Linked DNA regions of Mus musculus: region 1 is linked to region 2. Evidence: chromatin loops called from intact Hi-C (ENCODE). Cell type or tissue: left cerebral cortex. All regions are shown on one strand. Each heading gives the region's core, and the rest is flanking DNA. Links, peaks and the distances in the headings are about the cores only.

The links. Peaks named below come from ENCODE experiments on the same cell type or tissue, not always from the same donor. Only the 100,000 strongest peaks of a DNase experiment are listed, where the experiment ranks them.
Region 1: it touches region 2 in a loop (2.6-fold over the local background); 1 of 42 quality-filtered maps calls a loop at or near these places.

The regions. Positions count from the first base shown.
Region 1 is chr4:117,453,473-117,457,863 of GRCm38, forward strand. The region is part of intron 2 of Rnf220 (ring finger protein 220); the gene reads right to left. Among named protein-coding and RNA genes, the nearest start is that of Gm12828, 13 kb to the left of the region's middle. In left cerebral cortex, for the core only: no CTCF peak of the experiment used is centred there; a DNase peak (open chromatin) is centred at 2,354.
Region 2 is chr4:117,168,094-117,172,484 of GRCm38, forward strand. It overlaps Kif2c (kinesin family member 2C), which reads right to left. Exons shown (of 20, transcript NM_134471.4): 7 at 4,192-4,292; 8 at 3,624-3,719; 9 at 1,992-2,046; 10 at 1,742-1,904. Among named protein-coding and RNA genes, the nearest start is that of Kif2c, 12 kb to the right of the region's middle. In left cerebral cortex, for the core only: a CTCF peak has its summit at 2,598 (motif pointing right); no DNase peak of the experiment used is centred there.

The DNA of each region.
Region 1 (4,391 bases), core at 305-4,304, 290 kb after region 2:
AAAAGAGAAAAGACTCTCTAACAGATTAATAGGCAAATAATATAAACAATCATGTAAGAAGTACTGATGGGTAGATACCTGAAAACAATCCATAGTAAACACAGAAAGACAAGGCTATAAAAGAATAACACAATGGGGCTGGAGAGATGGCTGAGCTGTGAAGAGCACCAGCTTTCCTTCCAGAGGACACAGGGTCAGGTCCTAGCACCCACATAGCGGCTCATAAATGTTCATAACCCTAGGGATCTGACACCCTCTTCTGACCCCCCCCCACACACACACCAGGCACACAGACATACATGCAAGCTAAATATTTATACACATAAATAAATAAATCTTTTAGAAAAATAAAAACAAGTAATAAAGAGTGGAAGAGATGACTCAGTCAGTATAGTGCTTGCCTTGAAAGCACAGCATTTAGTAGGTGCCGGTCAAGCAGACGGGGAATGAATTGCATCTGACGGATAATGAAGAACAGACAATGTTTGGCAAAGTAATGAAATGTGGCAGAAAGGGCTGAAGTAGACAGTAGCCTTGCTGCCAAGTCACAAAAGATAGAATTTAAGGGGAAGTTTCAGATACTAGCTAACATTTAACGATTTCTCTGTGCAGGGAGTGAATTGAATGTTTTGAATCCATGATTTCATCTAGCACAGAAAACAAGTTTAAATTCCTTCACACAAAGAAAGAGGAGGAAGAGACTGTCCCCAACTCTGTTCTTTTCCCTACTTCTTTGTGTGTGTGTGTGTGTATGTGTATGCGTAGCACATATGTGTGTTTGTCCTTGCATGCACATGAGTATGTATGAATATATGTGCTTATGTTATGAAGTCCAGATTGATGTTGCAAATCTTCCTCTATGGCTCTTCCCTTTTATCTTTTAAGACAAGGTCCCTCCATCAAACCCAGAGCTTTTCCCTATGGCTGATCCCGCTAGCCAGCTTGTTCTGGGGGAAACAGCTTTCCAAGGCCAGAAGTGCAACCAAGCCACTGCAGACCATCACATCTATCCAGTGTCTGCCTGTGGAATCTCAATTCAGTGGACAGAGCCCAGCTCTCTGCTCTGATTTTGAGGGAATACTCCTTTTCCAAAGAGGGAGAGCTCATAGGATGCACTGGGACACTCGGAGTTTAAGGTTCTCATGAGACAGTCATTGGGATGTCATGAGTCTGCAGCTTCTGATGGATACGGATGGGTTGTTGTCTATGTTAGAGAGGTGTCTGGAAGGCAAACCTGTGGTACATACACAGCTGTGGTGGTTTGGATGTCAATAGCCCCCATGGCCCATCTATTTGAATGCTTGGTCCCAGCTGGTGGAACTGTTTGGGAAGAATTGGGAGGCGTGGCTTTGTTGGAGGAAGTGTGCCACTGGAAATGGGCTTTGAGGTTTAAAGAACCCGGGCCACCATTCCACAGTTAGCATTCTCTCCCCGACTCCCTCTGTCTCTGTCTGTTTCATGCTTGTGGACCAAATATCAGCTCTCAGCTACTGCTCCAGCATCATGCCTGCCTGCCTGCCTGTGGTCATGCTCCCTACCATGATAGTCATGGACTCACCCACTGAAACGTAAGCAAGTCCCCAATAAACTACTTCCTCTTTAAGTTCCCTTGGTCATAATGTTTTATCATAGCAATAGAAAAGTAACTAAGATCTGCCATCAAATGTTCATCAAGCCCCACATTGAAAGCTGGGCACATGTCATGTCAAATATTCACTTCCTGAGATTCATAGGATGCTTATGTGAAAGACCATGAGTTGGTATTTTTAATTGTTGGTCTTTTAAAAATATCTAACATTTCCAATTACATTGTATGGATCTTTAAAGCAAGGTCAATATACCAAGTTGTTTTGTATTCCTCTTGTTGGAGGGTTCAAAACATGTTTGTTGATTAAATGTTCAAGAAAACAATAAGTGGAACAGCCATAAACAAAGACCAGCCCAGGTCTCTGGAAACCAAGCCTCTGTTTTTGTTATGATCTAAAAGTCTGTGAAAGTAGCCCAGTTTCACATAAATGACAGTTTTCATCACTGTCATCAAAGTTGATTGCTGGCATCAGAAAGTTGTGATTGGTACAACAAACTGACCGTCAAAAGCTCAGTCCAAGTGGCACTTTCTGAACACACTGATCAACACCCAGAGTTGGCGCTCAGCCTTGCTGGTCCAGAAACTTGATCCACTCAGACTTGAGCCCAGGGAAGATGGAGCATGCTCACACAACCATAAAAACAAGAGTATGCAGCTAGAATGTCAGCCTACTGATGCACACAAGGGCAGATCAGATATTCATATCCATTCTCATTTCCCGGCAGCTAAGCAATGTGCAAAGCCGCATCACTGGGAGGCTGTGTGGCAAGCGTAGCATCAGCACCCAGCCAGTGGGCTAGAGGCTTAGAATGCTGAGCAGCACCAGGCTCTGGCAACTGCGTGCACAGGCAGCAGGCGGTGGGAGCAGAGCAGTGGCTTCCTAACCACACACACACAGCTCTTGGTGTCCTAGCCGAATGGCTACTGGCAAGCTACTGGATGTTTCTAGAATGCGACTGGGGATATAGCTTTATTGGTAGAGTGCTTTCCTAGATTCACAATGTCTTGGATTTAATTCCAGCATAATATTAAAAACAAGACATGGTCTTTACCTGTAATCTTAACACTGGGAAGATTGAGAGGCAAAATTATCAGGCAATCAAGGTCATCTTGTCACATATAGAGTTTGAGGCAAGCTTGGGCTACATGAGATCCTATCGAAAACATAACAAAAAACTCAAACCATTAATAGAACTACTAATTCATAGGATGGCAATATCTCACAGGCTTACTATGAGGACTAAACAAGGAAACACATAAAAATTGCCACACCAGCCCCTGTCATACGAGCCACTGGGTAAATGGCAGTTACATGTGCATCCCCATACCAAGGACACACCTGTTAAAGGCTCAAACTGGCCTTTGAGACTATCCCTTGCTCTGAGCAACACATCAAAAAAGGCTGAAGGGAAAACTAATTAGAAAACTATGGCGTGATTCAGAGTAAGATGCTGGGCCCTTAAAACTGGCTGCAGCAAGGTAACAGGACTGAACTAGAGGCTATTTAGGAGGAAGGCAATACAGTGAGTATTTTCAGACCTATTTCTAATCCCAACAGTGCATACATGCATGCATGCATGTGTGTGTGTGTATGTGTGTGTGAGAGAGAGAGAGACACACACACAGAGAGACACAGAGAGAGAGAGAGTGAGAGAGAGAGGGAGAGAGAGAGAGAGAGATATCATGGAGGTCAGATTCAAGGCCTTGGACCTATTAGGCAAATGTTCAATCACTGAGCTACATCCCCAGCACCACCAATGGCAACTTGTAAAGTGGATAACCCTCTTTCAGATGAAAGTCACACACTAAGCAAACAGATCAAGATGACGGGCAATGACTGAACTGTAATGATTCACAGTTGGTAGGACTCCAACGCCCCCTTCTTTCTATGAACATCTACCACGGTGCCTGTCTTGGTTCTCAACCAAGATGTCAACCACAAGGCTCACGGTAATTTATTGCCACTAATAAAGCATAGAAATTTAGAGAGCTAATTTGCTTTCAGGAAATAGAACACGGAGCAGACCAAGGTTATCACTTTAATGAACACCACCATTTCCCGTTCTGTGTGATGCCTTCTCTCCAGTGGGAGAGGACGTGGAGGGAGGACTCAGAGATTTGTTTGTGAGAGTACACCAAACATCCTTTTTTGGTGGTCCATTACGACTTTGAACTTGTGGCAATCCTCAGCCTCCAAATGCTAGCTAGGCTCATGGTGTGAGCCCCCACACTCCCTAAACACATGAATTTCACTTGAAGAGTCTTGTTGAAAACGACTGAAGAGTGGCTACTCTGGCAAACAGACCCTGTCTGAGTGTGAGCGCCTTAGCTGGGCCTCTGCAGGGTGGCAGTGAGACAGAGACAAGCCTGTCAGGCAAACTGCTAGCTTCCTTGTGCTCCTTAGAGTGTCACGTTCCTGGCAACAGTCACATACAAACAAGCCTGTGCAAAGGTGTACTATCTCAGATGAGGGACGGTATTGTATAAGAGACCCGGCCTTAGTTCCTAAATGAACTGACATGTGAGGCCTCTCTGCTCTGCCTTTGCATCTTGCTGCTCAACACAAACAGAAAACTTTGCATCTGGTTTTTTGGTTTTTTTTTTTTTTTTGTGTGTGTGTGTGTATGTGATGACTTCTCTTTTTTAGATTTACTTTATTTTTTACTTTATGGGCATGAGTGTTTTGTGATTGTAGGTATGTGCACCATGGGCAGGAAGATGGCTTTGGAACCACTGAGACTAGAATTGCACATGGTTGTGTGTTGAGGATGGGTCTTTTGTTATGTATTGTAAGGTTATATAC
Region 2 (4,391 bases), core at 202-4,201:
TTAATCCCAGCACTTCGGAGGCAGAGGCAGGCAGATCTGAGTTTGAGACCAGTCTGATCTACAGAGTGAGTTCTAGGACAGCCAGGACTGTACGGAGAAACTGTCTGGAAAAACAAAAACCAAACAAACAAAAACCAAAAGACAGGGTTTCTCTGTACAGCCCTGGCTGTCCTGGAACTCTCTGTAGACCAGGCTGGCTTCCAACTCAAGAAATTAAAGGAATTAAAGGTGTGACCACCACTGCCTGTCAAGCTGCAAGTCTTTTTTTTTTTTTTTTTTTTTTTGAGAAAGGGTTTCTCTGTATAGCCCTGGCTGTCCTGGAACTCACTCTGTAGACCAGGCTGGCCTCAAACTCAGAAATTTGCCTGCCTCTGCCTCCCGAGTGCTGGATTAAAGGCGTGCGCCACCACACCCGGGTCAAGCTGCAAGTCTTAATTCCTTAAGTAGAGCATTCCTCTCAAGGTCTACCCTGATCCATCCCACTAACCAATCTGTACTACTAGCTAAATAAAAGGGTGCAGGCAGTGTCCAACTCACCTACCAGGAACAAGCTGATGATCCAGACTTTAAGCCAAACAGCCCCTCCTCTGACCCCACTGCTCAGGATGTATTACAAAGGGCAAAAGAAAACCAGGCCGAAAATATGTCGTATGTGAACTACATAGAATGTCTGTCATAATTAGGATCTCACACTATAGCCTAGGCTGGCCTTAAGTTCCAAACCCTCCTGTGTCCGTTTTTTGTTTTGTTTTGTTTTTTCGAGACAGGGTTTCTCTGTATAGCCCTGGCTGTCCTGGAACTCACTCTGTAGACCAGGCTGGCCTCGAACTCAGAAATCTGCCTGCCTCTGCCTCCCGAGTGCTGGGATTAAAGGTGTGTGTCACCACTGCCTGGCCAATGTCAAGACCTATTACCTCAGCTTCCCCAGCACCAGAAGTGTAAGACTGCACCTCCAAACCTCTTTTAAAAAAAAATGTCTGACAAACTCAAAGCCTTGAAGGCTGGGGCTTAGCTGATAAAAAGTGCTTTCTGTCTAAGTCTGCACTCGTGGAAGGAGAGCTGACCTCTCAAAGCTGTCCTGACTTCTACACACACACCATGGCACAACCATGTCCATTTTCTCCTCATGCATCCACACAAACACACCCCACCACCAACCCCCTCCCTGAAACCTTCACTGTGAATTAAATGCTGGGACGGAGAGATGGCTCAGACATGAAAGACTAAGCTCACAACCAAAGATGTAAGCTTAGGTGCTGAGTGGCACACTGCACCGAGTAGATCTGAAGATACCTGAGGCTGCTAAGCTCATGTGGGTCATGAGGTAGCTGCATAAACCATTGGAAAGTGTAATCTCAGCACTTGGGAGACTGAGGCAGGACTGCTATGGTTCAAGACCATGTGAGCGAGCAGCACAGACAGGTCTAGGATAGCCTGGGCTACAGATGAGCTCTTGTCCCAACAAAACATCGAAGAGAACTGCTGGTGCCTACCCATGATCCTCAGTGCAGTGGTAATGTCTCACTCATGAGTCATCTAAGGCTGGGCTGCTATAGCTTAAAAGGTGACATGGCAGGTCCCAAACAAGACCTCACAGTTAGAGGGGCCAGTGCTCCTGAATCAGAGAGCTAACCCAGTAAAACTCGACAGATCAGGGAGGAGTTCGACGTCCGCTGTCAGACAGAGAGAGACTTGGGGGAGAAAGTGGCATGAGGAGGATAAGCGAGAGCACAGGGCTCACCTGTAGACAACTTCATTGGAAGCTGTCTCATCAAATGCAAAGTCAAAGCAGAAAGCTTGGTTCTCCAGGTACTTCGTTAAGTCCACTTTTAACTTGGGTTCATGCACCAGGAGGAGACACTTGCTGGGAACAGAAATCACATCGATTTCTTTCTTGGCCAGTTCTGCAGAAGGAGAAGATTTCAGGGGCTGCTCTCTGAACACAGGACCTTCCTCTCAGTCAGCCCTCTGCTTCTGACTCAACAGCTCACCTTGTTTATTCAGTGGGCGTTTCCTGACACAGACACAGATCCTGTGCTCTTCGATCTGCAAGAGAATGAGGGAGACAGCCAACGGGAGGTCAGAACAGTACCAAAGCAGAGTTTATCCACAACCCCTTTCTTGGCTCTAGCAAGGGACAAAGAAACCTGATACTAGAACCCTGTTAACCACTCTAGGGGACAAGAAAGTCATTCTGAATGGCCCTCGTTCTCTTACTCCATGGCCTTCAAGGATTCAGCACTACTCAACTAGCCCTTAGCAGTCAGGCCAGCCTAAAGCAGAGAGCGAGTGCCTCATCTGAGCCTTAACTAATGTTCTCCCCTAAAGTATTTAAAAACAAACAAAAAATCTAGCTGCTGAGATGGCCGGGTGGGCAAGAGCTCCTTTGCCAAGCCGGATGACCTCAGTTCCATACCTGGAACCCACAAGACAGGAGGCCCAACTCAGTAAGCTGTTCCTGACCTTCTCCACGGCATGGCCACACAGGTGCAATACCCCCAGAATTTTGTTTGGTTTTTGGTTTTTATTTTTTTAGAGAATTATTTGTTTATTGTATTCTATTGTATGAATACATTGTTGCTATCTTCAGACACACCAGAAGAGGGCATCAGATCCCATTATAGATAGTTGCGAGCCACCATGAGGTTAGTGGGACTTGACCTCTGGAAGAGCAGCCTGTGCTCTTAACTGCTGAGTCATGTCTCTAGGCCTTGCTTTGTTTTTTTAAGGCAAAGTTTGACAGCATATACCTGTAATCTCACCATACATTGAGACTCTGTCTCAAGAAGGGGAAAAAAATCCAGCCAAACAAACAAAAACCAGCCTGGGAGATGGCTCAGCAGATACAGGCAGTCAGGACACCAAGCCTGAAGACCCAAGTTCAATCCCTGGCACGTGCACACGCGCACCCGCACATACACATACACACACACACACACACACACACACACACACACACACACACACACGTTAGAGAACTGAGTCCTGCAAGCTGTCCTGTCATCCATATGGGAGTGAGCACAAGCACCCTGCCAGGGGAAACAAAGCTAATTTAAGGACATTGTTTACTGGGTGTTCTGCCATGTCACTGTAATTCTAGCACCTGGGAGACAGGCAAGCAGATTTGTGTGAGTTTAAGGCAAGTTTAGTCTACACAGCAAGTTCTAGGCCAGGCAGTTCTAAAGTGTGACCCTTTCGTTTTTGTAAATATGTAAGAGTGCCGGCCTGTACATGTCTGTGTATCACATGGGAGCAGTGCCCAGGAAGCAGGGGATTTACAGCTGGTTGTGAGACACCTGTAGGGAATCGAACCCCGGTGTTTTGGGAGAACAAGTACTCTTAACTGTTGAGCCATTTCTCCAGCCCTAAGACACTATCTTTAAAAAGTGTTGGGAGGCCCCACCAGGGATATGGCTCAAGGGGAGACTGTGCTCAGTTATATGGAGTACCAAATTCAATCCCCATTAACACACACACACATAGAAAAAGAGAGAGAGAGAGAGAGAGAGAAGCACTCCCTCAGATAACACTCAAGACTGCATGGTGATCCCTGCATGCTTTCTCTTTGTCCTTCAGTGGTTTACCTGCTCAGGGAAGAGGAGGAGACTTTCTGGTATACTCACAGGGTCTGTCACAGTAAGCGGGCTACATTCCATAGTAACCCGAAATTCTTTGATCATCCGGGCAAATTCCCAGTTTGGAAAGCTGCTGTCATATTCCTGTGTGAGGCAGGAGGGACAGAAGGACAAAAGTTCAGGTGCGGGTGCTCTTAGACCCAGAGCTACCAGGCAGCAACAGCTCCGCAGCTAAGGAGTGCCTCACCCCGGCTCCAGTCTGAGAAGCCAGGCACAAAGTTCTGAGGCAGGACTGTGGGGGAGCATAGGCATGCACCAAGGACGAGAGCTGCTTTCACCATCTTAGGAGGCAAAGCAACAGAATGGGTTTCCTCAGAGCAGTTACCCAGCTAAGGAGCCTTCTTTGCCACCGATTTCACCCTGTGATAATACAGCTTACAGGGGATGGACAAGAAAGCAAGTAGGTGTGCCCAGCAAAAGCATTACACCTTGTGAGGACAAGATGGGCTACCCCACTGGCCAATCAGCACCAAGTATGGCTCAGCTGGTCATCAGCTGACTGCACATCTGTTAGGGACCTGTGCGGAAACTCTCGACCACATCTCCCGACAGTCACCTGTGCTCGCTTTATTCTTAGCTCCGAGTTCTGGGCCCTCTTCTCTTCACGCTTGTTCTTCATTTTCTCCATCTCCTTCACGATACACGATTTCCTCCGAACTAAGAAGAGAAGGAAACACACCGGGTTCCCTCTGTCAGTCTCTGGCTATTCCCTGAGCACTGGATCTTTCATAAAACAGGTCATCTTTCTCTAGACCC